3 separate regions of the Homo sapiens genome follow, and all the other regions are linked to region 2. Evidence: chromatin loops called from intact Hi-C (ENCODE). Cell type or tissue: ascending aorta. All regions are shown on one strand. Links, peaks and the distances in the headings refer to the core of each region. The heading gives the core; the rest is flanking DNA.

Region 1 (10,820 bases), core at 2,926-7,925, 220 kb before region 2:
GAGGGGCAGGGGGTGGGGGTGAAGAAAGAAAGAAGAATAACCACTGCACTCCCCAAGTGGTGAGTAGTAGTCCGGCGATAGCAAACCAGTGATGCTTTTGAAACACGTGGGGATTTGCTTGCATGGCGTAGACTCCCAGTGAGGAATGTGTTGGCTCCTAGTTCACTGTGCACTTGTGCTGGCTCGTGAGCCGAGCCTTCCTGAAGCTTCTATCACAAGGAGAAGTGGCGGGAGGAGTCAAAGTCACAATGGAGTCTTTGTGTTTTTATCACCGTGTCAAATTATGATATTCAGTGGAGGCAAGGAAGTGAGTGAACCAGTATGATTTTGCAGTGTAGATACTGCGGCAGAGAACCACAGCTCGTGCGAATCAAATGGTGCCTCATTCAGAGACACAGCAAATGCGGGCATGTGCTCCTTTCTGCATAGCCAGCTCGAGCCTCTGCCTCGGCAATGGCCAGGGTTTTGTGAGTTAATGGCATGTGACACAGAAAAGGAGCTGTGAAGGGAGCAAATCTCTCTTTAAAGTGAACATTTTATAGAAATCCCATTTTCTCTGGGGCTCAAAGCCAGGCCGACTTAGTGGATTAAGCTCTGAGGTTTCATTCCTGGGCTGGATTTCAGGTCAACGCCAGCCTGCAAGTCTGCACGGGGGATGGGGAGAGACCCTAAATGAAAGGAAGTGGTGATTTCTGGAATATTACCTTGGGACACGGGGGTGGCCTCCCGCAACTGTGTTGAATGAGCCTGGGAGTGGGGAGGAGCTGAGAAGCCACTGTGCTGCCCAGATGATGCTGGCACTCATTTTCCTATCTGTGGCATCTTTTACCCGGGGCAATTGCTGGGTGCCAACTTGGAGGACAGCCTCATTTGCTTTGTGACAGTCAAATGCATTTTTGTCAGTTCCAGACAAACTTACATAATTATTTCTGTCACCTCAAGACAATTTTTCCCTCCAAGTCACTTCAAATGAGACAAGAAGCAGGTGTTTCTTGCCCCGGTTGCACCAGTTTCAAGCACCCACAGCCTCCAACCCAACCAGCTGCCACAGCCCACATGTACATGCGTTTTCACTTTCTATGTGAGAGTATGTTACAGATACTGCCCTGGGTGTCTTGAAATCAGTGGGAATCATGTGAAGACTACACAATAGGCTTGGCTTTATTTTACAAAATGGCATCCTGGCATGTGGGATTACACAGGCCCTTGTTCCACTCTCTCACCTCTCAGCCAAAAGCTGTTTCTGGGTCTGATGATGGGGAAATGGTATTGGAAGCTACAATCATCTTATTACTAGTTCAAAGGTGTGATGAGTATTAGAAAGCTTTTGAGCTGTCTCCTTAATTAACAGTGCCCCTATTTTCTATCTATTTTTACAGCATCCCTAACCTCATGGCAGATACAGATATTAGAGAAAGGTCTCCAGGTGAGTCTTCTCTGATGTGGTCAGAAATGGGTTGTTGAGGTCTTTGAACGTTATTACTATTTTTGTGGGTGTTTGTGGTTAAGATCGTAGGCATTTGGTTTTTTTTTCCTACACCTCCTCCTTTAGAGCCCAGCAGCTCTGTGGATACCACTGGAATAGTAGCTCATAGAAAATTGAATACTCTCTGTTCTCCATGTGGCATTTCAACTGTGCTGTGCCTGAGCTGGATAAAATGCCTCCTATTTTATCACCTGAGTGTGAAAGCTGGTGAGCATTTGATGTTCTTTCAGTGCTTGGGAAAAGCTAAGTGATTTTCTTACAGGATATGGATTCCTATCTCTTTCAGGTATTATTATTCCCAGCATGATAGGCTTATTTGTTCTATCAACAAGTATTTACTGAGCTCTGGACTAGAGTTGAAACAGAAGGACCAATCGAGGGCTATTGCATCAGTCCAAGGGAGAGAGAATGGTGGCTTAGGTTAGGATGGTGATAGTGGAGACAAGGAAGAGAGCATGCTTTTAAGATGTATCTTGGAGGTGGAACTGACAAGAGGAGCTCTATGCCAGGCACAGGGCTTGGCCCTGAGGCTACAGCAGTAAATCGTGCAAATGAGAATTCTTCTTTTACAGAGGTTATATTGCGGTGAGGAAGAAAGACAATAAATATCTGCACACATTAAAATATATAGATTTTAATAATCTCCAGGAAAGAATAAAAAGAGTGGTGCAGTAGAGAATAACTGGGGGGAAGTGGGTGGCGATTTAAGTTGAGTGGTCAGGGATGGCTTCCCATGAGGATGAGATTTGAAGGTTGAGAAGGAGCCACATAGATAAGAAGCTGAGGAAGCACAGCCAGGCAGATGGAAGAGTTTCCATTGCTGGTTGGAGGCAGGACAAGCTGGGCACATCTTAGGAACCACCAGGAGGCTGGTGTGCCTGGGGCTGTCAATGATGGGGAGAGGAAGTGATCTTAGTGGAGTTGCCAAGATCACGCAGAGCCTGAGTACGATGTTTAGTTTTTATCCTAAATGAAGTCAGAAGCCAGCGAAGAATTGGACACCAAAGAAAGACAAGATAGGATTTTTGCGCAGAAAGATTACCCTGGCCAGTCTATCAGGAATGCACTGTAAGTGGGCCGAAGCAGGGAAACCAACCAAGAAGCTTTGGCTGTCATCAAAGCCATAGCTAGTGGTTGACTGAGATGGTGATGGTGAAGTCAGGAAAGAGAGAAGGGATTCAAGATATATTTCGGAAGTAACCTGACTGAGCTGGGTGGTTTATGGGTTGTTGTGGGCAGGGTGTGGGAGGAGAAAAAGGGATATGTTTCTGGCTTACATAACTGGGTGAAGAGTGATACCATGTAATACAACGAAGCCTGGGGCAGATCAGAAGTTAAAATATTTCTTTCTTTCTGGTTTGCTTGCTCCATCTTCTAAAGTCACATTACTTATTCATTGATGAGGTTTAGGGAAGAGTACTGGATGCAGAGTTGGGAGATCATGTATTTTTGTCCAGCTGCTGGTATGTCCTCAACGAATACACGATACCTCACTTGTCTCACTGCAGCTGTGGCCTTCCAAAGGCCGACCATACTCGGACTGGATTGGCTTGTTCTGTATGGGTCTGGGATTTCTCCCCACTTTCAACACCACCTCCAGGGCACCAAATCCAGAGGAAGAGACATTGATCCCTGTGGCTTAATAAAGAGTAATAAGTAGTATTTCTGTAGTAACATTGGCACTTGGAGAGGCAAATTCTTTGGCCTGAAAACTAACTGTAGCGGCCGCTCAGCTGCAGAGGTGCTGAGAGAATCATTAAAGGTACAGAACTAGAGAAATTGATAGATTTTATTGTTTTGTTAAGCACCTAAAACTAGCAATTTATTATGGAGCATTGTTTAAGCATAGTCATCATATAGTTTTTTATTAATTCATTTGCATAAAGTAAGGCTTATAGATTATTTGCACTTGTAGAGTATGTTTATACATATCCTTCTGTCTCTGAAAGTCCTTTAGAATAACATTTTGCAAAGGCACTTTGAAAAGTTTAAAGTGCTATGCAAATACAAGATGTTATTAATATTGACCTGTCAAGTGATTAGATGCTGGAGTAAAGAGAACTTTTCTTCCCTGGTAGACACTATGTAAGATTCCTGGAACCATTTAGAGTTTGGATCCTTACACTTTGACACAGAGGGTTATATTGGGGACACAGTGCACTGTTTTGTTTGTTTGTTTGTTTTGGTGCTGACCCCACCCCAGCTTGTGCTGAAGAGACAGTCCTATGCTGGTGAGGGGTGCCATCCCCCGTTATAGACCATCGGCTCCCAAGAGGTACCCAACCCAAAGGCAATCTGTAAGTTGGCCAGCAACTTGTGATGCCTGCACACAATGAAGATGAACTTCCAGTACTACTGAATTTTTTCTTTTGGGAATTTGAATTCAAAAATTCTGAGGAAATAAGAAAGCAACTAGCAGAGAGAGTTGAAAAGTTGCATAGAGAGATGCTGTGAGGTCAAGTCAGGACCATCGCAAACTCAGATTATGAGGTAGCAGAAGTTTGGAGTAAACAGATCAATGAGGTAAGGAAAACTTACTATCCTCTTCAAACAGCACTCATAAAAGTTTCCAGTGGTCTGCTTGCTAATTGCCAGCTTCAACAAGGTACGGGTCCTCCTCTTCTTCATCCTCTTTGGAAGTTTGGATGCTTTTGTGTTTTCTTTGTGAAACTCTCTTCTCCACAGTGCTTTTGTCTCTTCCCCCTTTCTATCTTTATCCTTATTTCTTTGAAAATCTTGTCCACTTTCTTATAAGTCACTGGATGGAGATGATTCAAGCCACATTCTCTCTTAAGGTCAACTTAAGACCCTATTCTTCTCAATTCTTTTTTCTTTTTCCTTTTTTTTTCTTTGATTTTTTTTCTTTTTTCTTTGAATTTCTTCTTGCTCTGTAGCCCAGGCTGGAGTGCAATAGTGCAGTCATAGCTCACTGCAGCCTTGACCTCCCGGGCTCAAGTGATCCTCCCACCTCAGCCTCCCAAGTAGCTGGGACTACAGGCACCCACCACCACAGCCAGTTTTTGTTTTTTTTAAAGAGACAGAAGAGACAGAGTCTTGCTATGTTGCCTAGGCTAGTCTCAGATTCTAAGGCTCAAGTGATCCTCCCACCATGGCCTCCCAAAGAGTTGAGATTATAGGTGTGAGCTATCACACTTGGTGTAATTTCTTGATTATCAGTATCTGCACCTACATTGATATACCACCTTAAATTTTTCCCATTCAAAGTAAAACTTTGTCATTTCATTGCCACTCTTGCCTCACTTTTCTGCTAATGACATTATTAGAAACTAACACAGGCTTTAAACATGATATTATCTTTGATTTCTCTCTCTCTTTATCACCTTCTCTAGCCAGTTTAAGATAAAAATGTATTTTGCCTCATATATTTGAATATCTTGAATATCTGAATATCTTCTCTCTCCATTCTCACTGATAGCCACCCTACTTTTCATGCAGATGATGTTTCTCCCTCTTCTTAATCTATCTTAACTAACTTCTTTGTGTTGCATTATAGTTTATTGGCCAATATCTCCAATTATGTGGTCATTTCCTTGAGAAAAGAAATTGTCTTATTTATCTTCATGTTCCCCTCCCCACCCCACTCCCATAACTGAGCCTGGCACAATGTTTTTCACATAGGAGTTTCTGCATAAATATTTGTTAATTTGTATGAAGGAATTTTACTGAACGCCTTTCTCAAATAATGGCATTTGATTCTAACTCCATTGGTTGCTTATCTGCTATTTCAAGTTAGTGAATTATTTTTCCTCTGCCAAATACCTTTGTATCTGGCTCATTTTGGAGGTCTGCCCTATTAACACTTACTTGCAATCCTCAATCCTCTATTAAAACTTTTAATGTGTGCAAGTTTATTCAAGCAGGGAAAATCGCCAATTGTAGTGAAGTAAAAACAGGCCCCATGAAAGTTGTGCTATCTTGGGCATGTCAAATGGCCAAGAAATAAATAGACCTTAAGGAAAACACATACCCTCAGATTAGAGAGATGTTTGGTAATTAAAATATATATATATATACATATATATCTTGAAGGGGTGGATAGGGGTAGAAGACAAGGATGTTCTCCAGAAAGCAGCTTGATTGAAATGGGGCTATTAGTATAACTGGGCGCCTGGACTGACATCCTTTCTTCAGAGGCCTTAATTGAGACTATGAGCATTCTCAAAAAATGGTAAGATGTCATCACGAATGAAATAGAAACATTTGTCCTGGAAACTTTTATATCAGATATTTTTAATGTTGTTCATGCCAAGGATCACAGAGAGAACAAATAAAGAAGTTCCATGTTCTTGTTGGAAGGAGCAACTGAATTCGAGTTAGCTATTGCTGAATGTTCTCAGAATTGACCAAAAAGGAGAGAGTCGGCGTAGATGTTATCTAAAGTCTCTCACCATGTAAATATTTGGTGATTCTGCTATTTAGTAGTAAAGTTAATTGATGAAGGCTCAGTCTGAGTCAGGCTACTCACAGAAGAGATGCTGAACTTTCTGGGACCAGAAGAGCTGCTCTTGTCCTTGAAGCCTACTCCAACGGCTTCAAAATCATTTCTAGAAGTGTCCAGGGGCTTCTCTCCAAGGGCCTGTCAGAAAAGACACCAGAGGCTGGGGAGGCGGGCTGCGGGGGCTATTCTTGCTTGCCTTCCCCCAACAACTATGGCAGCTCCACTTTGATCTGTTTTGACATAAATTTTTGTTGGAAGAGAGAGCTCTGCTGCTTTGTAAGAAAAATAAAAAGATAGAAAAAGATAAAGGGGGAAATGAACTTTAAAAATCCCAGATCTAGTGGTTTGTGAAGTAACCCGTGCTTTTTCACTTTGGCAGCAAACCTTCTCCGATGAGGTGGGACCATTGAGTGTTGCCCTGGAAATGTGACCTGGAGGCTTGCTTTGTGAGCTCTTCCTGGTCCTACCAATAGATGAAAATTCTGTAACATGTTTTTTAGAAACTTGTGATACAGCCATATACTCTCTGCAATCACGGTACTGGAGAGCCGGTATTTTTTTTCAGAGTATTTATCAATGACTTTTTTACTTGGATCCTATGGTCACCGCAGGCATCATCATGAAAAAAAAAGTTTGGGTTTACTGGAATAGAGATTTTGTTTAAAGTTTTATTCACTGGGGATTTAGGAGAGGATAGGAAGGAGTGTCGAATTGGATAGTAAGAATATCTCTGGGATATAAGAATAAGGTGGCCAGGCGTGAGGGCTCATGCCTGTAATCCCAGCATTTTGGGAGGCCAACGCAGGTGGATTACCTGAGGTCAGGAGTTCAGGACCAGCCTGGCCAACATGGTGAAACTCTGTCTCTACTAAAAAAATACAAAAGTTAGCTGGGTGTGGTGGTGGGTGCCTGTAATCCCAGCTACTTGGGAGGCTGAGACAGGAGAATTGCTTGAACCCAGGAGGCGGAAGTTGCAGTGAGCTGAGATTGTGCCATTGCACTCCAGCCTGGGTGACAAGAGCAAAACTTTGTCTCCAAAAAAAAAAAAAAAAAAAAAAAGAATAAGGTACAGAGAGGAGTGAGGGATATAAGTAAAAATTATACCTCCTTATTCCATTAAATGCTTTATAGTTTACAAGGTGATTTAACATGTATTATTTCACTCCAATAAACAGACATCTAATGTTCTGCAGCTGGAAGTAGGAAAGGTCAAGCCTTTCATCTCCCTAACCCTCTGTTAAGCCCACCTATAAACACCCTATTCTGGGTTACCCCACTGCCTGCTCCTGCTTCCAGTCTGCCAAAAGCCACTGGGGAATCATGCAGTCTTGGCCTAAGAAAAAGTCACGTGTCCAACTCTGACTTGGCCTTTGTCTCTTTTCAGCAATCATATTTATTTATTCTTCTATGCCATGCTCCAAGGCTAACTTTCTGTATCTGTTCATCCACCTTTTTTTCCCCTTGCAGTGGGTTGAATGGATTTTGGGGTGGTCCCCAAAAAGAAATGTACATGCTCTAATCCACGGAGTCAGTGAACATTACCTAATTTAGGGAAAAGGTATAATTAAATTAAGAGTTGAGATTAGATCATCCTGTATTATCCAGGTGGACCCTAAATCCAATGACATGTAAGACAGAGGACATTTTGACACACATACAGAGGAGAAGGCCATGTGAAAACATTGGAAATGGAATAATGTGGCGTCAAGCAAGAAATGCCAACAGCCAGCAGAAGCTGGAAGAAACAAGGATTCTCCCCTAGGGCCTTCAGAGGTAATGAGGCCCTGACAATATTTTGACTTCAGACTTCTGGGATCCAGAACTGTGACAAACTACATTTATGTTGTTTTAAGCCACCCAGTTTGTAGTAATTTGTTGTGGCTGCCTAGGAAACTGACAAACTCCTTAAGCTCCTACACTTGCCATCCTTTCTAGCAGTAGATGGACTTGACTTAGACTATTCTGAAAGATTGAGGCCATCCTCCCCAAAATCCCTCATTCATCTTTCCTTTAACCTTAACTTTAACCGATCTCCTTCACTCCTCAAATCTGTCTTTTTGCAGAAATTTGCCCTTTTGTTTCTTCCTTCTGGTTTATCTAAGGGAAAGATGCCCACCCTCCCTTCTTTGCCATAGCTGAATTCTTCATCTGTGCCACTGATCCCATCCCTTCTTGGGTCTGTAAAGGCCCGGTTGTTCCTGCCCAGCCTTCTTACTCCTAGACTGGGGTGGAGAAAGAGTCCAAGGCTCTAGGCAGTTCCCAGAAATGCAAAGCCACGGGGAGCCATTATAAAAAGATACGTCTGAATGAAGGACCAGTCAAAAGGGAAGAAGATAAACTCTGGACTAGGACTAGGGAGTGAAGCAGGAGAGTTAGTCAAGGAGATGACCAAACAGGAAGAGTGGAAGAGCACAGAAGTCAGGAAAGAACTCAAACTAAGTAGAAAAATAATTCTCCAAGCCACTTGTGAGTTTAAGGCCCCATTCTGGTTAATTTCACACTAAGTGGGAATTCCTCCATATGTCTTTTCTTCCTTTTTATTTATTCTCCACAATTTCATCTTATCCTTTCTGCCTTTAAACATGTTATTTTCTCTTGTCTTAAAAAGCATTTCCATTTCCTAACTGCTTACAGTGAACACATCATTTTGTCTGTCCCATGTCTCTTTATTTTGGGGTTTTGGAAATTAGCCATCTCTTTTCTTTTGGAGAATGTCTTGTTCACTTGTGCCTTCTTCCATGGTCCTGTGTTGTTGGTAATAGCTATTGGCCAGTCAGTCCTGCCTTGGGATGTTAACATTGAAACAAAGAATCCTTGGCCAGGCGCAGTGGCTCATGCCTGTAATCCCAGCACTTTGGGAGGCCAAGGCGGGCGGATCACGAGGTCAGGAGATCGAGACCATCCTGGCTAACATGGTGAAACCCTGTCTCTACTAAAAATACAAAAAAATAGCCAGGCATGGTGGCAGGCGCCTGTGGTCCCAGCTACTCGGGAGGCTGAGGCAACAGAATGGCATGAATCCTGGAGGCGGAGCTTGCAGTGAGCCGAGATTGCGCCACTGCACTCCAGCCTGGGTGACAGAGCGAGACTGCGTCTCAAAAAAAAAAAAAAAAAAAAAAAAAAAGAACCCTTTGGTGACAAAGCTGACATGAAAGATCTACCAGCCACAATTTCCTCTGCCAAGTGAAAGAAGCTAGTCTACAGTAGGAGGAAATGAAGCCAGTACTGAGAGAGAAGCAGAGATAAGAAGAAAATAGAGTCCTGGAAGTTATTCATTCCCTGGTGATGATCATCCTTAAAGTTCTCAAACCCATGCCTTACCTGGTTTGAACAGGTGAGCCAATAAGTTTACCCTATTGCCTATGCTTGCTCAAGTTCAATTATTGTCAGCAGGAAACAAAATATCTCTGATCAAGAACCCTCTCCTTCAATTTCTTACTATTCTCTTGTCCTCAATGACCACCTCCTCCTATAGTTTCCCAAGATAATTGCCTCCATGTCAAAATTAGACTTCTAGTCAAATTCAGGAGACTTATTTTTGTTGTTGACAATATTTCCCAATAGTATTTGACTGTCTGCTTTCACATATGTTCAGGTCTCAGGGCCCTCTCACGTTGCACTGTCTTATTATCTTATTTCTTTGCTCATTCTTTGCTCCTTTTTCCAGGGGTTTGTCATCTTCGTAACCCCTAAACGTTGGCAGCTCCTAAAGGTTAGCCCAGGATGTCCTCTTACTCACTGTTTCTGTTCCCATCCTCAGTAATATGTACTTTCTCTTTGGTCAGCTCTCTGGGTTGACTTTAGTCTAAATTGTAGCTTGGACTCTTATTGAACATGCCCAAAACCAGAGACACTGAGTGACCTGCCCAAGGCCGGCCATCTGGATAGCGCTACCCTGCTTTCCGGGGAGCCTCCCCTGATAATTCCAGAATGATACATTTTTATCCTTAGCACAGTGTACACTCGTCTATTTTATGGTTGTTTATGCTTCTCAAATTAGTGCTTTATTATTTATTTTGCTCTATAGCTGTATATTCAGCTAGATTGTAGGAAGTTGCTATTCCACCATTTTTCCCATAAGAATATATGGATTCCATATTTGAAAGCACAACCACTTAAATTATAATTTTATTACCATTGCCAAGAAAGCATTTTGAAATCAAAATACATTAAGCCAATCCCATTATTTGATCGAATTTTCCATATAAACCATTTAAACAATTTCCTTTTTATTCATTTACATGTAACCAAAATTATTTTACTCAAAATCAATTCTTATGAGTTGTATGATGAATATTTGATTTACCCATCACTTTTTCCCCAAACATATGAAATGTTACCTATTATATCTTTTTCTATTATGATTTTTCTTTTATGACCACCAAGTATAATTGTCCAGGGTCAAAATTATGATATAGTTTTGTTTAGAAGATTTAGTTCTCCCGTCATTTTTTAGCCAAGGACAAATTGTGCCATCTGCAATTTTAGCCATTGTCTGTCTTGTGTTGATTATTTCAACCAACTCTATGTTTCCTCAGATCCATTTTTGCTTTTGTTTTTGAGACAGGTCCTCCCTCTGTCACCCAGGCTGGAGTGCAGTGGTACAAACATGGCTCATGGCAGCCTCTACATCTTGGACTCAAGCGATCCTCCCACCTCAGGTCTCCAAGTGGCTGGAACTACAGGCATGTGCACCATGCTTGGCATGTTTTTTGTGCCAATATTTTTATTGTTTTTTGTAGAGATGGAGTCCCACTTTGTTGCCCAAGCTGGTCTCAAACTTGCCTGGGCTCAGGCAATCCTCCCATCTCAGCCTCCCAAAGTGCTGAGATCACAGGCATCAGCCACGACACCTGGCCTCAGATCCATTTTTAA
Region 2 (10,820 bases), core at 2,312-7,311:
AGTCCTACAGATAGTCCAGAAGGGATGAAATCATTATTGACAAGAGTGACTACAAATGGCACCATGAGGAGCTGTTCCTTGGAATGGATTTGAAAGTACAGGTAGGTTAAAATAGATGACACAATTATCTAAATGGAAAGAGGTTGGGCATGGAGACAAAAGCCATATAATCAAAAGCAAAAATACATTAATAAAGATAGTGCATGGGGCAGTGGCCAATCCGAGAAGAAGAGAGGGTGCATTAAGGCGAGTTTAGGAGTATAAAATTAGAGTAGAAGAAAAGTATTGAATGTTTAAATTCTGGTTGATTCAAAAAGCAAGGGGAGGCAATTATAGATTCTTGAGAATAAATTAGTTGATGATTCATATATCAAGCCAGGTTGACAAGCAAATCGCTAGCCATGGAGGCCATCCAATTTTGGGTGGCATTCAGGACAAATGTTATCATGACACTGATGTTTTAGGAAGACATAACTTATGTCTGGCATGGCAGAAATTAGTGAAGGAACAAAACTAAATCAGGGAGATCGCTACATTCTCTCTCATGTGATAACAACGGCCTGAACTATAGTTACAGCAGTAGACATAGAGAATAAGAGAAGCTTTCAGCTGATTTAAAGGAAGAATCTATGGGGCTTTATGATAGATATGAGATGGTAGAAGGGAAAGCATGAAGGTGACTCCCAAGTATCTTGCTAGCAACATAGGCATAACTTACAAAGAAAGCACATAAAATTCAGCTCTAATATGTTAGGACAACTTCAATGTTTTAACTAATCATCTTGCTCCCCCACCCAACACACATGTGTGTTTAGAGGTACAGCCAGGTAGAAGGAACAGAAAATGGAGGGAACAATTTGTAATATTTACATTTTAGTCCAAATATGTATTATACCTTTACCTAAGAGAATGTGAAGCTGGGGTGGAAGGTGATGCATGGAATGGCTCCTACATGCCCTCTAAGAGATCAAAGGTTAGTGGGATTATTTTGGTCCCATTGGCCTTCAGGAGATCTTACATTAAGCTTGGGCCTCACCACCTAGTATTAGGACCTAACCAATACCCAACACCCCTGCCCTCTTCTCGCCCACTACTATGAAATATGAAAGCATTTTACTGGAGAGCAACAGAACCTGTAGAAAATATTTTGTTGAGTTAAAAAATAATGTTGAAAGCAAAAATGCTGGCCTGGTGTGGTGGCTCATGCCTGTAATCTCAGCACTTTGGGAGGCCAAGGCAGGTGGATCACTTGAGGCCAAGAGTTTGAGACCAGCCTGGCCAACATGGCAAAACTGTGTCTCTACTAAAAATGCAAAAATTAGCTAGGTTTGGTGGTGCACATATGTAATCCCAGCTTACTCATGAGGCTGAGGCATGAGAATCGCTTGAACCCAGGAGGTGGAAGTTGCAGTGAGCTGAGACTGTGCCACTGCACTCCAACCTGGGCAACAGAGCAAGATTCTGTCTCAAAAAAAAAAAAAAGGCAAGAATGTTGACCAAAATTCGAGATTGCAGTCTTCAAGAGTGCATTATGTGTCTTTGGATCAGAAGTTCAAATAATAACTCAGCACTGGGTGTAGTATCTGGTATAAAATTGGCTCACAATAAGCATATGATGAATTAATAGACAAATTTTCTTATTTTCATTTTCTTTTTATATGTTGCCTTTGCTTGAAAAAAATCCAAAGGCCATCATCACTATGGTACTCTAAAGAATGTTAGAAGATAGCTAAATTTAAGACAGCTGTGACAATTTTGCAGCACAGTGGAGTGGAAGAAGCATTAGGCTCAGTAGACCTGGGTCTGAGTCCTGGCTTTCCTTGTAATAATCTGTGCTACTTTTGGACAAATCCCTTTCTCTCCCTAGGCCTCCATTTTCCCAAAGGTAGAAGAAGGTGCTGGATCAGGAGGGATCACTGAATCTATGCAATAAATCTATGCCTAGGCTGGTCATGGTGACTCACGCCTATAACCCCAGCAGTTTGGGAGGCCAAGGCAGGCGGATCACTTGAGGCAAGGAGTTCGAGACCAGCGGGACTGACATGGTGAAACCCCGTCTCTACTAAAAATACAAAAGTTAGTCAGGTGTGGTGGTGCATGCCTGCAGTCCCAGCTACTTGGAAAACTGAGGCAGGAGAATCGCTTGAACCCAGGAGGTGGAGGCTGCAGTGAGCCGAGATTGTGCCACTGCACTCCAGCCTGGATGACAGAGTGAGACTCCATCTCAAAAAGAAACAGATAAACAAACAAACAAACAAAAAATGTTGCCCAGAAGATCCAGTTGTTTAAAATTTCTTTTCTGGACTTAAAATATGACTTGGTAGGATTTTCTTTTCATCACCTGATGGATGTCATTTGAAAAATCTTCTGTAATAACCACAATGAATGTGACCTCTAAGCCCTTTCAAGACCTTTAAATAAACATGATATGACAATTATTTTGTGGCATCCATGAGTCACCCATGAATTTTACCACACTGTGCATATGATTTGATCATCATAATCTGAAAAGCCTTTCACAGGAAACACCTGCTGAGACGTAGTTCAGCCCAGCTGCTCTAAATATGAAACACGTCTATACATGTCCCCATGGGAACAGAGATAAGCAGGATAGACTCGGCAAAACCTAAAATGTGCAGCTTTCTCCTCATTCTGCCATTCTTCCATCAGGTGTCTACCATCTCACCTAGAGGCCCCACTCTATATCTTTTTCTCAGGAAAAAGAGCAAAGGAGCAACCATTGGCATGTGCCATTCTACCAAATTTTAACCAGATTTAATTGTCCTGGTCATATTTGGTTCAAAATTTTTTCTTTCCTATTAAAAGCAGCAACAAGTTGGTGGAGATTTATCTTGGTGGGAAAGTATCAAGTAATAGGAAACAGATCCGAGCATAATGGATACTTTTAGAGGTCTGTCTTGCTCTATCTCTCACTGCACCGTCTCCTCTGTGTATAGCTCAGGACTAGGGAATCATGTGCTAGCAACCCGGACTCCTCCATCCTTGCCCTGACTTCTTGACGCCAGTTGCTTTCCTTTCAACACCCTGGTCTAAGTCTCCCAGATGTTCAGCTTTCCCCCTATGCCTTCCTCATTCTCCTGTGGCTTCACCATTGGCCTAGGTTCTCGTCTTTCTCTACAACTCCCCTTTTCAGGGAATCCACAGTTTCAGATCTTGGAGTTATTGCAGTTTTAAGCCTCCTAGAAAGTATGCTTCTGGAACATTAATCTTTTAACAAATAGGTATTCAGTCACACCCGGCTCTTTGCTAGGTGTGAAAACATGGCAGCAAGAAAAACAGGCAAGAGGAACAGCAGCAGCAGGAAGCAGATCGCCCCCTTCAGGAAGGGGGTGGCATAGGGCTGGGAGTATGTAGTAGGTGGAATAGTGTCCCCCAAAAGTTCAGGTCATCCCAGAACCTATAAATACTTTATTTGGAAATATGGTCTTTGCTGATGAAATCAAGTTAAGATGATGTTATATTGGATTTGGGTCCCAAATCCAAGAGGACTGGCATCTTTATAAGAGGGAGATTTGGACACAGACACACAGAGGGAATCCCATGTGACAACACAAGTGAGACTGGAAAGAGGCAAGCCAAAGAGCACCAGGGATTGCTGGCAACCACCAGAAGCTAGGAAAAGGGAAGGAGAGATCCTCCCCTAGAGCCTTCAGACAGAGATGGCCCTGAGGACACCTTGATTTCAGACTTCTGGCCGCCAGAACTATGAGAGAGTAAATTTCTGTTGTTTTAAGCCACCAAGTTTGTGCTAATTTCTTACAGCGGACCCCAGAAATTAATTCAGGTTATCAAAGGGATTAAGTACAGGTAGAGGAAGCAAAGCCCTGAGAACTTTGCCCCTGGGCACAGGAGGACGGAGGGTCTTAGACCAAGGATCTCCCAACTTTGGAAGCCAGATCCAAAGCTCTCACCCCCAATATGCGTGGATATCAGAATATGTCAGTGTTCGGGGAAGATGATGATAGTAACAATGATGACTACAGTTGTTACTAAGATAAAGAAAAAGAGAAGAGACAGAAGAGGGAAAAAGTGAAAAAAATGAGATGGAGGAAAGCATAATTTTAGAGTAAAATGACAATATCATTATAATTTTATATCTATGACCACAGTCAAGCTGAATGAGGAGTAAAACTCCAAACTCTTGTTCTTCTGGGTAAAATAATATTTATTATGTAAACTGCTTTCCATTTATGCCTAATAATATAATGGCACAATAACAATTATGTGTATCGTTAAATGTTAGATTTAAGTTATTGTAAATTTCATTTGGTCAAAGCAGTAAACACTATGGAAATGACTTTTGTAAACAGTGGCTCCTAACATGTGGTCATTAGCTCACAATCCAAAACAAAACCTGTAGGCAACATTGCTTCATTCCATTCAAATAGGTACAGAAAATATGATGTGGTACTCATGCTATTTATGAATTTCACCACCCAGACAAAGATAAGGATTGGGAGAAATTACGCATTTTATTCCATATGAAAGCAAATGTTAAAAGAACGCAGCCAGTCCACAGCGTTGCTATATCCTTTGTCTATAGCATTCTTCGACCAAAATAAAAGTGCTACATGTTCGACAGAGGAATGTTAAGCTTTCTTTGGCATACCTCTAACATATCTGCTGCCTGGGTTTTAACAAAGACTGTTTGTCATTAATGTGTGCTCGCTGGTTTGTATACCAGTCTCACACACACAATAAGGTCTCCTTTCATGCTCCCACCAAGACTTAAGAAAAATATCCTGCAAATGTGAATGCACAATCATGTCTAATTGTTGCAGTTCAGCTGAACTTTGCCTCTCTTATTTTGAGACCATGAACATAATCTCACAGTTCTCCTCTCCCAAATATAACAGATTTTTTTGTTTGTTTGTTTAATGATCAGTCTGGGATTAAACAAAATGCAATTTGTTTTTAAAGATATTTGAAACTAAATAGGAAGTCTCATTATTGGTTTATTGGTCTATAACCAGGTTCTTTCCTGTAGAGAGATGTTTTCAACATTCAATGTGAAATCCACACATAGCAGCACCCTTTCTAGGGATGGGGTGTTGGTGCCCTCTTGAGGAAGAAAGAACAAGGCAAAGGAAAAAGTTGAAGAAAGCAGTTGGAAACTGGGAGAATATTTAGGTAGCCCTGTGCTTAAAAAAACTCTAGTCTCTCTCAAAGGGCAATTCAGTCTGCCTGGGATATGGCCAACAAACTTTCTGCATTTTGTTCCAGCACAAAACTCACACGTTATGATATTTATAAGTATAGCCTGTTTTACTACCACTTTTTATTTACAGTGTGTTTTCCAAGGAAATGCCATTTTGATGAAGCAGTGCCGCCCTTGCTTTCATGTAGCTCACAGGCAAGAATGACTTTTGATTATTAAATCCACAGTCACCTGACAGAATATTTGCCGTTCGATCCCTGGGAGCGGTACTTGAGGATCACAAATCTCAAAGAGCTCCATCTATTTTACCCTCCTCCCCCACTTCATACTCTGGCCTAATCTAACTATACACAGTCGGTAATTTTACTCTTTACTTAATATTCACTTCTGCCAAGCTCCTAATCATTTGTCTTACAATTCTTTGAACTCAGTCCAATTTTCTGCCTCATTCTGATTCCAGGAATGTGGGCTTAGACTATCTTTTTTTAATATATATAGGACAAGTGATACCTTTAGTTAGACTCTCCACCCTCAATCCCCAAATTTAAAAACCTTTTTTAAAGTTTCCTTGAAAGAAAATTAATTGACAAATGAACAATCCCAGAAAACTAAAGAGACTTTAGGAGCATTTTACTGGATTAATTCTAATAGAGTATCAGCAGCAAATCTTCTGTGGTTCTAACTTAACACGCAATGGACCCTTAACCCAATTTTGGCCTTAGAGCCACCCGTCTGGTTCTCTCTTAAGTTAGTATTATCTTGGCACTGGTCAGTGTAAAGATGCAAACGTGTTGGCTTCCAAGAGACAGTATAGTATAGTAGTAGATCAGAAAACCATTTTAAAACTATGTCACCTGAGTCCTAATTCCCTCATCTGCCACTTTCTGATTATGTAAATCTCATCAAGCTCTCTGGGCCTCATCCCAGTATCTGTAAAATCGTAATGTTCAAAGTGCCTCTGTGGGCTAAGAGACCCTGGGGCAATCCTAGGGACACAGGCCAGGACTTCTTTTTGGCCATTTGTGACAATAGTTCCTGTTTCTTTGAACATATTGAATTTACAAAGCTGTTGAGGAAAACAGAGCTTAAAATACTCTATTTCAACAAAACAATATATTAAGTTAAAATAAGGGAACTAGAGTAGAGCCTGGGGTGGTCTTTAGCTTTGTTTTGAATTGTCCTGAGACAATTGTCATGTTTTGCATCCTTGCTACTTTGTGACAGCCTCTCTCTCTGTGCCCCAAGTGAGAAGCTGCAGCTTGACTCCATTCATGTCAGTCTTTGTAGGTGTCACAGGGAAGCTGCTCTTTCAAGGTGGGGAAGCTGTGACGACTGTGTTGTGTCCACAGTGCTTCTTTGTGAACAAACATATTTTTGCCAGATCTGCCTAAGAAAGAGTGGGTGTTGGATGGTGAAGAAGGCAGAAACAGATTTTTATCTCCATTCAGAGCTTTGAAACCTTTCATCACTTTAAGAGAGAGATTTCAGCATCAGAAGGCTGAAAAACCAGGTCAGGTAATATTAGATTGTTATATAATGTGACCTGAAGTCAAAAGTAAAGGGAGTTTGCTGGGGGAAAAACAAAATAAAACTTTCTGACTCTGTTATTTGTCTCAAAATTCTGAACCTCCTGCTCACTGTCATACAAAAAGAATTTACTTATCAGCTCAGGACCTGAAAGGAGTCTCTTATTTTTTGACCAAAAATTCCCCCAAAACATCCCTCCTAGAGCGATTGCAAGGATTCAATGAGACAGCGGTTGTAGTGTGCTCAGCCCAGGGCCTGTGAAGTGATTGTAGTCAGTAGATACTCATCACTAACGACTAAGCTTGCCCCTGATACAAGGTACTCAACACGGGGAGGTTTAATGTCTTGTGAGTGAGAGGTTGGCGAGGGGATGGTGGTGGGGGAAACCCAGCAGATGCCTGCAGAGACAAGATGTGTGTCCCTTTAAGTCTGGGCAAGGTCAGACAAGAGGACTAGAATGCTTCCCACAGTTATCACCAATCAAGTCCACCTTCATTGTGGTAGGGCCTGTCTCAACATGGGCTCAGGGGTTCTGCTACTGAGAATTCTTGGAGAAATCTTTGGCATTTTCTACCACATGTTCTATATGCTTGTCTTTATAGCATCTAACTTTTGGCTCTCTTCCTCACAGAGCCAGAAAGAGTGCCGCTTTAAAGGTGAAGAATTGAGCATGTTAGCTGCTGTGTGCCATTGATTATTTTATTGATGCAATTTGTGGTTCTTAAAGAAGAGACTTTCCATGAATAAGATATTTTCCCCTTACTTAAGTAACATGACTTTTTCCCAGAAACCCACCCAAATCTGCCTTAAATCTCATGGAGGTTAAGAATGAATGGACTTAGGTACAACACAAAGCTTATTTCCCTCATATTGTTATTTGTTAATATATCTATTGGGCTTATTGCTTGAAAGGTTAAGAAAAAGACCTGATTTTATTGATAACAAGAAGCATTCAATATTTCTATGCCTGACCCCTCACATCTCAGGATGTATGACTCCACTGCACATCAGACTCTTCCTTAGGGTCAAAATAACAATATTTTAGATCAATAGAGACCATGAAAAGGCTCCTGGAGGATAGTTTTGCTGTGTGTCAGTGATACTTGAGGCAAGTAGTCAAGAAGAGCAGGACAACCACCTTCCAGAATATCCCAAGTCTAAGTGCCCCAGCTGTTTCTCATAAAACCCGCAAAAGCAACAGGGTTTTTCTCTTGCCTCAAGTGGCTCATTGGCTTACATAGGCATCCTTGAGATTTAAGGTATAAACAAGAGCAACTGTAATTTTAACTTATACAATATGTGTGTAAATAAAGATATGACAGTGGGTTAGCGATTTTAAAGAGAGAGAGAGAGAATCTAGTGTTATTCTTTAATCATCTCTCTGCTTCTAATGTGTTAATATCAAGATCCAATATCTCAATCCCACCCTGTAGAGTTTTCCTTGTTACTTTGGAGTTCCTGTAATGTGAACTCTTCATCACTAAAAATCAGTGATTACATGTATTCCATTCTCTGGAAATGTTTTCTGAGATAAGCGTTGTTTTTCTTAATGCTGGATAGCCAGAAAATAAAATTGGCTAACCAGAATAATTTAGATACCATCAACCGCTGAGAATAACCAAGGCTATCAAATTACGTTGTAATGTTTTTAAGCTGAGTTCCAAATAGACTGTTCAGTCTGCAGTCACAGACTCCAAAATATGAACTGAATATGAAAACATTTTAACTTTCATGTTTTAATGATAAGAATGTTGTTGGCATTAATATTTGAACATTTCAGCCTACCTAGTTCTGAAAGCTATGTCATGGCAGGCTCAGAATCCACTGGCAGACTATAAATAAAATCTTTCTATAAATATATTTTATGCCAAACTACCAGCAGAATACATTTTTCATCTTCTAAACAGATGGTATAAGAGAAAAATCATGCATGTATATGATTAATCAACGTGCTTTTGCTGATAGAATTTTCATTACCATTATCAGCATGAGTTTTGTGAAATTTCTGCATTTTATATTTTCTTTTGAGAATTAGTGTATTTAAAGAAGTGATTAATATAAATGAAGACAGAGAGATGATAAGACTTTATATGTTTGGTTTCCTTTAGGTCCAATGGGCCTGAGATTTTTTTTTTTTTTTTTTTTTTTTTTTTTTTTTTTTTTACAAAAAGATAGCTAGGCAGTTTGTTTCAGGCCTATGGTTGAACCACATGCTAAGCCCCTCACCTTCCTTCTACCCCAGTCCCTACTCCTCGCTGTCACTGGTCACTTGTCAGAACTCTTACTCTGCTAAGAAGTTAGCCTTTATCAAAGTCCTTACTCACTTGATGCTAATGACCAGTATACTGAAAGCCAAGAAGAGAACTTACTGGGCAAATGCCATGATAGCACCATATTATTAAAAAAAAAAAAATAGCACCATATTATAAAGTAGCACCCAAGTGTGGATATGGTATAGTCACAAAAGGGTAGGGGCTCCTCTGGATTCCAATGACTCGGATTCAAACCCAGCCCATCACAGTAGCCAAGAATCCTGGCTTTTTTACCCCTATATCCATTCTCTCATTTTAACTTTAGAGAACACCTCAAACTTTTATCCAGGCATATTGCCATGTAGAATAAAAGACTATTTCCTATCCACCCTAGTGGCTAGGTGAGGCCATAGGAGTAGGTTGTGGCATAGGACTAAATTTTGTCCAGTGAGATATAAATAAGATAGATGGCTTATTTTTTGTCCTTCTCCCTTTTGTTCTGCTTCTAAATTGCAATGTGGATGTGACGGCTGGAGTTCCAGCAGCCATTTTGAGCCATGAGGTGACCAGGATACTAGAAATGGTGTGCTAGGATGGTGTGCAGAAATTTAGAACAGAGTCTCTGAAGTCACTGAGGGGCTACAACATCAATGCCATCCTACCTCCTGGTAGGCTTCATTTATGTGAGAAAGAAATAAAGAGCTATATTATTTAACACACTGCCTATCAACTTTAGCAAGTTACTTAATTTCTCAATACGTTAGTTACTACACCTATAAAATGAGGATAATGATACTGCCTAACTCGGAGGGTTGTCATGGGTCTTAAATGAGATGATACATGCAAAGTACTTATAGGAGAAACCTGTACATAGTAAGTGCACAAGCTGTTGCTCCTACCATAGATGCCTGACCCTTGAGTCTGTAACAGTTTCAACAGTTGAAAAGTAACCTGGGAAGTTCCTTAGCAAGTTATTACTTTGAAACATTCTGAAGTGGGAATCTGAATCATGCCCTCTGAGAGAGAATGAGTCATTTCGCTAGTCCTGGAGGCTAGCATCTGCCTATCTGCACTGCTTTGTTGCCCGCTGCTCATGTGGCAACTCACTCAAGGTATGACTACAACGTTGTTTCTTCATGTAAACAGCCCTGAAAAAAAGCCAAATGCCAGTGCTAGTGACAGTAATAAAGAAAATACTTTAGAAGCCTAACAAGGGAATAAAGTGATCATTCCTAGTTAGAATATTGACATTGTGGCAATGGATCTGAACCAGGACATGAACATAACCACCACAGGCTTCATGCCAAGGAAGCTAGAGATTACAGAGGTCATTTCAAATATGAGCATTTTAAAATGTCTCTCAACATTGACGAATGTTACCAACCTGCTGTGACATATGATCCACAAGGAAAAGCCACAGGTAATAAAGAGATAAAGTGAAAGAATTAAAGAAAAGAGAACCTACAGAATTATGACACTGGGCATATCATGTTTGCTTCAAAAGAGCTCCCATAGGAAAAAGAAAACTATTTTTATTTTATCCACACCCACCTACCACCCCCACCCCAAAAGACTTGATACTTTTTCTAATAAAAGGCACAGAATTACCAAAGCATAGAACCATGGAGACACAGGGCATCGAATGATGAAATGGTGTAGCCGAGAAGGAAGACTAATTATCATCGGACAGCCTGGTTCCTGGTCTAGGAATGTCAGGGATGTCACTTCCTACGATTTCACTTAGGTCAGAGGTAACGCTTGGAGAATGCACACTTACAGCAGAAAGAGGAATGCCTGCTGTGCTGAATCTTTCCATTTGCCCCTCCAGATGCTGCTGCACCCTTCCCACCCTGCTCCTCGTC
Region 3 (10,820 bases), core at 3,272-8,271, 96 kb after region 2:
GTCACAGAGCTGATGAGCAACGGAGCCTGTTCAAATCCAGACAGTGAAACTCTGGATTCCAAACTCTTAACTACCCCACCACACTCACACACTTATCCTCATTTATTTGGCTAGAAATTACTGGAAGCATTACTTTTTTTGGTCTCCTATTTTCATGGTGGAAGGATACTTAGGTCCTAGAGGAAATTCCAAGATAATTTGAATGCAAAAAAAGATGTCCTGGTCAATTGGAGGTGTAATGTTTCTACCTCAAGGGGAGAAAAGTTGCACAAGTTATGGTTAAATTCAGCTTTAGTTCAACTGGATATGTGTGGTTTTGTTTGATATGTATCTCTTTGCTTTTTCCCAACCCTCTCGCTTCTCAGTTTGTCAGACACTGGGTGGTAAATTGATCCGATAGTGGAGAAGAGCTCACTTCTATGTAAACAATGTTTTATGTCAAAGTCCTGTTTCAATGATCCTTCCCATGCCTCGCCTTCTCAAAAATCTTGGTCAAGAATACAAGTACTTGTGGTTTAAAATATTCAGAACTGCTTTCACGTGCCTGGAAAATTAACTGGGCAAAAATTTCCATTCACCTCACAGGAAGTGCTTTTAGTTTGCTTTTAATTTTTTTTCATTCCATGACTTAAGATGGTTTTGATTTGTGTATGCAGACGCCTGGGGTGAGGGTGGGGCATGGAAAGTTGGTTACATTAAAAGTGTTTTTTATTTCTTGCCTCCTGGGCACCAGAGTTCATCATGCAGCATGCTTGCTTTTCTGAAGGGCCGTAGGTGAATGTCTTTCTTTTGCTTTGCTTGCAACTTACTGAAAGCAACATTTGTCTGAGTAGAGGAGCTCAGACACCAGCATGGTTGAGTCCAAGCAATAGGGTTAGAAAGTAACCCCCAAATATCTAGGCTTCACCTAAGCTTGGTTTGCCATTCTGAAAGGGACAAGCATCAAAAGTGAGAGGTCCTTCCTAATCACAATTGCTTCAACTCCTACCTTGCCTATACTGTTGAGTGGTACCACCAACCAGCCTTCTCCCTTTTCCTGCTGATTCACCGATAAACCCCAATTACTCTACTTCCTAACTGTCTCTCAAGTATTTTTTCCTCCTCGCTTGCCAAGGTCACTGACTTAGATCAGGCCTCTGTCATTTCTATTCCCACCCTTGTCCCATTTTGGTCTGTCTTCATGCTACAACCAGAGTAATCTTTGTAAAATGTAAATAGAATTCATCTGTGTCCCCGCCCCACCCAGGATCCTCCACTGGCTTCCTCTCTTAGGTAAGGCCCACACCCCTTCAAGATTCCTTATGAAGGGCAACTCCTTCCCCAGTTCGGCCTCATCTCTTGCCACATTTGTTCTTTCTTCCTTCTGTACCAAATGTTTCCATCACGTTGAATGACATGAAGTTCTCCAAATTCCCCAAACTAACTCTTCCTTCTACTGCCAGGAGCCATCATTTTGTCTGTGCTTCCCCTCCTCACCACTCTAGCCTACCTTCTTTGGCAGATATTCCACCATTCTTCAGGCCTTTGCTTCCATACCCATCGATTCATCAAAGACATCAAACCAATGTCATTCACTCCCAACCACCCCCATAACTAGTGTCCATTTAGTGGCTTTTCTGCAACCTCCCAATGCTCCTCTGTGTCCCCCATCCTAGAAATCATTATGTTATCGGTGGAAGGTATCTTAGTTACCAGCAGAAAATCTGTACAGGTCTGCAGCAACCTCATTTCTTGCCTCTTCAGAACAAAGAATTTGACTGAGAAGCATAAGGCAGAAATACAGACCGAGGCAAGTTTCAGAGCAGGAATAGAAGTTTATTTTAAAAAGCTTTAGAACAGAAAAAAGGAGCATGTGCTTGGAAGAGGCCCAAGGTCAAGTGTGGTGTTTAACCTTGATTTTAGGACTTTATAGGCTGGCCTCTTTCACAGGATTCTTCCCTTAGGGTGGGCTGCCCGCATGTGCAGTGCCCTCCTTACCCTTAGGAGGTGAGCACATGCAGTGTGTTTAGGAAACTGTACGTGTGCTCATCTGAGGCTTTCTTCCCTTTTCTGGTGGTGTGCCTCCAGAGGCCATTTTGTCTCTTAATGCGCAGGCCCAGGAAGTTGCTTCTACCTGGTACCCGCATTCAATTAACACTTTAGTGCAACAGGTGTGGACCATCAGGAAATGACCTCTCCCTGGCACCAGCTGCCAATTTATCACTTTTAGAGAGGCAATGTGATAATTGCCAAACCATCACCCAGCATTCCTATGAGTGGGGGAAGAGCCCTCTCCTGCCCAGCTCATGCTTGTCTAGCTACCTGTAACAATTGTAACAATTATACCACTGTAATGGCCTGTTTGCTTTCCAACAGCTTCTACTAAACTGTGAGAAACATCAGAACAAGAACTGAAGATGTCTTCGGGTTTTTTTGTTACTGTTTGTTTGAGACGGAGTCTCACTCTGTCACCACGCTGGACTGCGGTGGCAACCTCTCAGCTCGCTGCAACCTCCACCTCCCGAGTTCAAGCGATTCTCCTGCCTCAGCCTCCCGAGTAGCTGGGGCTACAGGTGCATGCCATCATGCCCAGCTAATTTCTGTATTTTTAGTAGAGACGGGGTTTCACCATGTTGGCCAGGATAGTCTCGATCTCTTGACCTTGTGATCTGCCCGCCTCAGCCTAAAGATGCCTTCTTTGCAAGTATGTTTGCAATGCTCCACAACTATTTATTGAATGAACAAGTGTTTGAAGAATCCTTGACTTTTGGAGGAACCATATGACCTTGGGAATGCTCACCAATGACAATTTTTCACTCTGAATCATAATGTGAGAGCAGAAAATTATCAAAACATGTTTGTATTTCACATTGAAATTAATTGAATAAATATATAATTCATCATCCTGATTCATCTCTCATCACTTGCCCATCTCTAATCATAAAACAAAAGTATATTCCATTTTGACAGCCAAATATTTTCTCATTTAAAGTTATTAATTAATCCATAAAGCCCAGAAAACTGATTATATATTTCCATGAGGGGTGAAAAAAATCAGCATGAGATGTGACTGCCAAATGGTATGATTGATATTTTTAACAAATATACTGCCACTTATTCATGTTGGCCTTCATTCCAATGATAGTATATTCCTCAAAACATAAGTAAGGCACCTCTCTGGATCCCATTCCTTCCAGCCTCTGCAGAGTTCAGGCTCCCTTAGTTCTGTCTTTGGCTCCTGAGTTACCATTCTACAGTTCTGTATTCATCTGTTCTCACACTGCTATGAAGAAATACCTGAGACTGAGTAATTTACAAAGATAAGACATTTACTTGACACACAGTTCCGCATGGCTTGGGAGGTCTAAGGAAACTTACACTCATGGCAGAAGGCACCTCTTCATAGGGCAGCAGCAGAGAGAATGAGTGCCAGCAAGGGAAATGCCAGATGCTTATAAAACCATCAGATCTCATGAGAACTCACTCACTATCATGAGAACAACGTGGGGGAAACCACCCTCATGATTCAATTACCTCCCATCACGTCTTTCCCATGACACATGGGGATTCTGGGGATTACAATTCAAGATGAGATTTGGGTGGGGATACAGCCAAACCATACAGCCAAACCTGCCCCTGGCCCCTCCCAAATCTCATGTCCTTACATTTCAAAACACCATCATGTCTTCCCAACAGTCCCCCAAAGTCTTAGCTCATTCCAGCATTAACCCAAAAGTCCAAGTCCAAAGTCGCATCTGAAACAAGGCAAGTCCCTTCCACCTATGAGCCTGTAAAGTCAAAAGCAAGTTACTTACTTCCTACATACAATGGGAGTGGTATGGTTTGGCTGTGTACCCACCCAAATCTCACCTTGAATTGTAATAATTCCCATGTGTCAAGGGCAGGGCCAGGTGGAGATAACTGAATTGTGGGGGTGGTTTCCCCCATACTGTTCTCATGGTAGTGAATAAGTCTCATGAGATCTGATGGTTTTATAAATAGGAGTTCCCCTGCACAAGCCCTCCTGCCACCATGTAAGACATGCCTTCACTTCTCCTTTGCCTTCCGCCACGATTGTGAGGCCTTCCCAGCCATGTGGAACTGTGAGTCCATTAAACCTCTTTCCTTTATAAATTACGCAGTCTCAGGAATGTCTTTAGTAGCAATGTGAGAACAGACGAATACAGGAGGTACATGCATTGGGTAAATACACGCATTCCAAATGGGAGAAATTGGCCAAAATGAAGGGGCTACAGGCCCCATGCAAGTCCGAAATCCAATAGGGCAGTCACTAAACCTTAAAGTTCTGAAATGATCTCCTTTGATTCCATGTCTCATATCCATGAGGTGGGCTTATAAGACCATCAGATCTCATGAGAATTCACTCACTATCGTGAGAACAGCATAAGGGAAACTGCCCCCACGATTCAATTATCTCCCACTTGGTCCCTCCTATGACCCATGGGATTAAGGAGATTACAGTTCAAGATGAGATTTGCGTGGGGCACAGCCAAACCATGCCACGTTGCTTCTCTACAGTTTATAACCAGCTAGAATCACACACATACACACACACACACACACACACACACACACAGCTTCAGCTGTACATTGCCGCTAGGGAATATGAATCCAGTGTAACCATCTCTTCTGATTTTTTCCAAAGACACATGAAATTCTAGTCTTTGTGGGAAACATCCCCATTTTTAAATTTTGGAGCTTATTCAAAAAGTTTAAAATACACCATGAGCCAACATTATAGGAAGCAAACAAAACATATCTAAAGATCCAGTTTGGCCCATGGACTATTCATTTTTAACTTCTGCTTTAAAGGATGACACTCAATTGGCAGTACATACATACATATATATATATATGCACATAAAATTCAAAGACCTTTGTTTTAGACCTGACTCTGTCACTTACCAACTGTGTGGTCTTGAGAAAGATGCCTAACCTCTCTGAGCGAAAGTTCACTCATTTGTAATCACAGAGGATCCTTGTGAGGACCAAAAGGTAATGTATATGAAAGCTCTTAAAAACTATTACATAGGCCGGGCGCGGTGGCTCACGCCTGCAATCCCAACACTTTGGGAGGCCAAGGCAGGCGGATCACGAGGTCAGGAGATCGAGATCATCCTGGCTAACACGGTGAAACCCCGTCTCTACTAAAAATACAAAAAATTAGCCGGGTGTGATGGTGGGCGCCTGTAGTCCCAGCTACTTGGGAGGCTGAAGCAGGAGAATGGCATGAACCCGGGAGGCGGAGCTTGCAGTGAGCCGAGATCGTGCCACTGCACTCCAGCCTGGGTGACAGAGCGAGACTCCATCTCAAAAAAAAAAAAAAAAAAAAAGTACATAATGCCAAAAATATAGTTATTATTATTTTAAATTTTCATGACTCTTTAATCATCATTGATATTTTTGAAATATTGTATTATGTTTGGACTCATCCCAAATTTTTGTACTCAGGATTAAGACTGGTTACCCTCTTTCAGAAAAATCATGAAAATAGTAACATTGGTCTTCTTTGAGTGGCTGTTCAGAGTAAGATTTTAAGATTTTAATAACCTCTTCCCAGTAATTGATGTATTTTTAGGATATAAAATGATAACTTCAAACTATGCAATGCATTCCATTTCAAAACTGCTGTCTTTTTTCTTTTCTTTGGAAGCACCTTAAATGGCAAAAATAACCTCTTCTCCAAATCCAACTGAAAGCCTAAATGGCCTTCACCCAAGGAGCTTAGATAGGCTGGAACACTACACTGGAATTTGGTAGAAATTATAGAGATTAAGTCAAATTATATTAGGTTTCTTGGGTTATGCTTTGTGTGAATGGATGACACCTACTGGTATAAACTGAAAATTGGCTTTCTCTTTTCAAAAAGAAAAATAACTGCTCATCTCTCAGACCAAGAAGGGAAAAAAATCACCTCCAGCAGAGTCCAACACTGTTAAAAGTGTAATCACCAGATGTACAAGCCAAGGATTTTGTGAAATCATGAAAAAATGTTCATGATACAGTAAATGAAAAAAGCAAGCTATATGTACAACATATATATAAGCTTAATGTTTAAAAATTTTATATAAAAATCTATAAAGAAAAATATACAAAAACAATATATAGAAAAAGGGAAAGGATAGGCACCAGAATGTTAATTTGCTAATTAATATGCTAAGTATAACTAATGATTATTTTTCCTTTATGTTTTCTGCACTTTCAAAACCTTCTCCTATGCCCATGTAGCAATTCAGCAAACAAAATTCAGATGTAATTTTGTTTCCACCAATCAGATGTGCCAATACCTCACTTGCTTTTGGAACTGCATTAATGGCAGACAAGTGGTAGACATCTATTTTGCTAGCACAAATGGTCACAGCAGGATAGTCTTATAGCCAGTTGATTTGAGACATGGCAGCCTCTAACAATGGTCATGGCAGCCTCTAACAATGGTCATGGCAGCTTTTATTTTTATGATAAAAACCATGTAAGTCTGGGGGCTGGGAGTTATTTCTAGAAGCTAAGCCCAATAATCTGCTTCTCCAGCCCTTCCAAATATTTTGTAATATCTGGCAACAAATCTTTTTCTGGTTAAACTAGAGAGAATGGTTTTAGGTTTCTTGGGTTTTTTATTAATTTATTATAACAGCAATAAACAAATATTCTATGTGTGAGTGTGTGTCATTGTTTTTTCTTCCATAAAGTTTTACAAAATTACCTTAAGTATGAGGAAGCAGAATACCTAAAGCACAAAGAATGAAAGTGTTAAAATAACTCAATAAATTATGGCCAGGCAATGCCCTTGTTGGTGGTGTTTTTTTAAAAATATCCATTGTCACCTAATTTTTTTTGCCAAATGAACCTGAAAATCATGTTTAAATTTTCACAAGTTCTCCCTGCCCAATCTTTCTGCTCTCCATATTCCACTGGAATTTTGATTCCATACAGTGCTGAGTGCCTAGACTTCCACATTACTACTTGAGATCCCAAAAGCATCCCACAGCTTAGTAATTCATAGCTTTTACAAGCCATTTTATTTTAAAAGTTAGATGAAGATTTAACAGATGCCATTATGAGTGCTATAAGAATGTGCATATGTGAAACTTCATACTTTTTATCAATGTACACCTTTATTTCTTAATCACTATATCATATATTGAATAGACTTTGGTGGTTTTAAGAAATTAACATATAACAAGAATTGTCCCAGCTGGGCGTGGTGGCTCATGCCTGTAATTACAGCACTTTGGGAGACCAAGGCAGGTGGATCACTTGAGGTCAGGAGTTTGAGACCAGCCTGGACAACATGGGGAAACCTGTCTCTACTAAAAATACAAAAATTATCCAGGCACGGTGGCGAGTGCCTGTAATCCCAGTTACTCGGGAGGCTGAGGCAGGAGAATCTCTTGAATCTGGGAGGCAGAGGTTGCAGTGAACCAAGATTGCATCACTGCACTCCAGCCTGAGCGACAGAGCGAGAGACTCCATCTCAAAAAAATAAAAATAAAAATAAAAATAAAAATAAAATTGTCCCCATTCTTAAGTGTTGAACCACTTGAGAAGAGGGGCAAGGATCTCACAGACATTTAGGGTTAGACAGGGAATTATAAGAAATGATGACTGAGATAAGTAATTGTCCAAAAAAAATAGAAATGGTTGAAGAGTTTAATGGAGAAGATGGAGTGACAGATCACAATGTCTTGGTGATTAAGGCAGGTAAAAGAGATAATAAAGACAGAAAATACATTAACTCACATTTGTATGGGATGGTACAGTGTGTGTAACACCTACACACGTTATACGGTAAAAACCAATGACCTTGCACAAAATGGATATTATCACCTACACCTTGTTAGAATGGAAACCTAAGTCTCAAAGAAGTTAAACGGTTTGCCCAAATTAGCTAAGCCAGGACCAGAACTCATATGTACTCACTTCTAGATTAGTGCTGTTACAAGTGTCTAGAAAGAAAAAGAGAAACAAAGGGGTTAGGCTTGCTGAAGTTTATCCTGGAGGCTTGGTTCTATCTTAGACTCTCTGAGTTTACATTTTCCTGTGCCTAATGAATACAATTGTAAAAACTACTAGACACAGTCTCCCCTCTGTTGACCATTGATCATTTCCCAAATTAGAGATGCACTGAAGTGTCCAGACCTTTCTTATTTTACCTCTTAATAAGTCATTTGATATAAAAAATAAAAACAGTTTTGGTAGATGTGGTTATAAAGCCATGAAAATTAATATCACACTCTATTATCCCAACCCCCATCTTAAGTCTTTAGAATTATTTTATGACAGGTACACTAGATTTACTATCAAGACACTGTAAACCCAAACTGGACCTCCAGCCCAGGGGATGAGCAGTTTCTTCATATAGCATACTGAATCAAAATCTCCAAGGAGCACAGGTCGAGTGAGAATTGTCAGAGTGAAATTAAAGTTCATCCAAAAGAAAACTTTTTTTAGTAAAAAAGAGTAAAGACAATTACTAGGACTGCCACACATTAAACCATATTATAAAGTTATAATAATTCAATCATGTTAGACTGGAATAAAGATAGACAATTCAACAGAATAGACTATATATCCAGAACTAGGTATTTGTGTATATAAAAATTTAATGTTTGATACCATCATTACACTGGATGGGGTTCAGTTGCAGATAACAGAAACCATTCTCTCTAGTTTAACCAGAAAAGGATTTGTTACCAGATATTACAAAATATTTGGAAGGGCTGGAGAAGCAGATTCTTGGGCTTAGCTTCTAGAAATAACTCCCAGCCCCCAGACTTACATGGTTTTTATCATAATAATAAAAGCTGCCATGACCATTGTTAGAGGCTGCCATGTCTCAAATCGACTGGCTATAAGACTATCCTGCTGTGACCATTTGTGCTAGAAAAATAGATGTCTATCACTTGTCTGCCATTAATGCAGTTTCAAAAGCAAGTGAGGTATCGGCACATCTGATTGGTGGAAACAAAATTACATCTGAAACATAGCTGCAAGGAACCCCAGGAAAGCTCATTTTCAAATTTTCAGCCACTATAATATAGGAAGGCTCACTTGGATGTTAGAGTGGAATTTGAGCAAGTGAATTCTAGTATCTACCAAAAATAGCATTTCACATCAGCTAGAAAAGAAGAGTTATTTAATAAATGATGACAAAGCATTTGGGTAGCTAGTTTAAAAAAGATGTATTTAGATCTATACCTTACACTCTACATCAAAATTAACTGCATATAAATTAAAAAGTTAAATTATAAAATTCACATTAATAAATGAAAGAACATAAAGAAATATTTTCTACATACACAAGAAACCTCGTAGAGAAATGTTAATAGATTGGATCCAAAAGGAATTTTGTACACAACATACAATGATTATAATTCAAGAGAATACTTACAGGAAAGAGGCAAAGGATTAATATTTGTCATATTTTAAATCCTCATGCAAATTTACTGAAAAACATTAAGACCCCATAGATAGATATGCAAAGCACTTGAATGTGAAATTGACAAAAAAGGGAAAATGTAAGATGTGCATGAGTATGATAAATAGTTAAAAATAGAAAGAAAAATGGGTCAAAAGATAATATCAAAGAAAAATTCGAGAAAAAACTATTTTATATTCATAAAAAGTATAATTCACAATGAAGCTTTAGTAGTAATAAATCTTTATATTTGTATAATATGTCATTGAAATCTATGAAGTAAAACTACCAGAAATATATGTAAAATTGGTGGAAACAATCATTATGAGAGATTGCATTAAGTCTGATAATTTGCATAAGCAAAATGTATGGAGAATTTGAATAAAAATGCAAAAATTTGATTTATTAGATACATATTAAACTTCTAGTTTATTAGAAAACATATCTGCTTTTCCAACACATGGAACATTTATGAAAAGCAACTATGTATTAGAACTCAAAGAAATCCTCAATATAAATTCAAAGGCAGGAAATTTATATCTTTATTGATCACTATGCAATAAACCTAAAAATTAGTAAGAAACATTTAAAGTGTTAAAACATAGCTACTTGACAATTTCAAATATCCCTCTCTAACACTATGGTCAAAAGTAAATAGGCAGGGCGTGGTGGTGCACACCTGTAATCCCAGCACTTTGGGAGGCCAAGGCAGGCATATCACTTGAGGTCAGGAGTTCGAGACCAGCCTGGCCAACATGGTGAAACCTCGTCTCTACTAAAAATACAAAAATTAGCTGGGATTGCTGGGGCATGCTTGTAATCCAAGCTACTCAGGAGGCTGAGGCAGGAGAATCATTTGAACCTGGGAGGCGGCGGTTGCAGTGAGCCAAGATACGGCCACCACACTCCAGCCTAGAAAACAGAGTGAGACTCCACCTCAAAAAAAAAAAGTAGTAAATTGCAATTACAGACTACTTGGAGAAAGTAGGGTAATAAAACATAACTTACCAAAACAAATTAGATGTGGCCAGCCCAAGTTATAATTGAGAAAAAATGTATTCATACACCTTTGGTTCTTTATATTATTTAACAAGAATGAAATGACACTAATGAGCCAATCATTTAAATCAAGAGATACAAAAAGAAAAACTAAATAAGCCTTTAAAAAGTAGAAACATAGAATTAATATATATTTACAAATGGAAAAAATACTGAATTAGGAAATAGAAAAAATTGTAAATAATAAAACAAAATTCCTGTTTTCACTTTTAAAAATATTAATTTGAGCAAGACTCTCTTAGCATGAGGAAAAGGAAAATATATATGCACAATATTAAAAGAGAAGAAAATAATACAGATACTGATCGATTTTTTAAATTTTAAAGAAAATACAACACAAAATACC

What was found. Peaks named below come from ENCODE experiments on the same cell type or tissue, not always from the same donor. Only the 100,000 strongest peaks of a DNase experiment are listed, where the experiment ranks them.
Region 1: a loop joins it to region 2, with 4 times the contacts of the local background. A loop is called at or near these places in 3 of 110 quality-filtered maps.
Region 3: a loop joins it to region 2, with 4 times the contacts of the local background. A loop is called at or near these places in 5 of 110 quality-filtered maps.

What each region holds. Positions count from the first base shown.
Region 1 is chr2:204,241,554-204,252,373 of GRCh38, reverse strand. No RefSeq gene overlaps it. Among named protein-coding and RNA genes, the nearest start is that of PARD3B, 300 kb to the left of the region's middle. In ascending aorta, for the core only: no CTCF peak of the experiment used is centred there; no DNase peak of the experiment used is centred there; H3K4me3 peaks cover 675 bases; H3K27ac peaks cover 1,719 bases.
Region 2 is chr2:204,018,969-204,029,788 of GRCh38, reverse strand. No RefSeq gene overlaps it. Among named protein-coding and RNA genes, the nearest start is that of ICOS, 88 kb to the right of the region's middle. RefSeq lists an enhancer at 2,368-2,427. In ascending aorta, for the core only: a CTCF peak has its summit at 5,091 (motif pointing left); a DNase peak (open chromatin) is centred at 5,089; H3K27ac peaks cover 3,928 bases.
Region 3 is chr2:203,924,033-203,934,852 of GRCh38, reverse strand. LOC101927840 (a long non-coding RNA gene) reads left to right here. Exons shown (of 4, transcript XR_427213.4): 4 at 2,356-2,536. Among named protein-coding and RNA genes, the nearest start is that of ICOS, 7.3 kb to the left of the region's middle. In ascending aorta, for the core only: a CTCF peak has its summit at 5,841; no DNase peak of the experiment used is centred there; H3K27ac peaks cover 326 bases.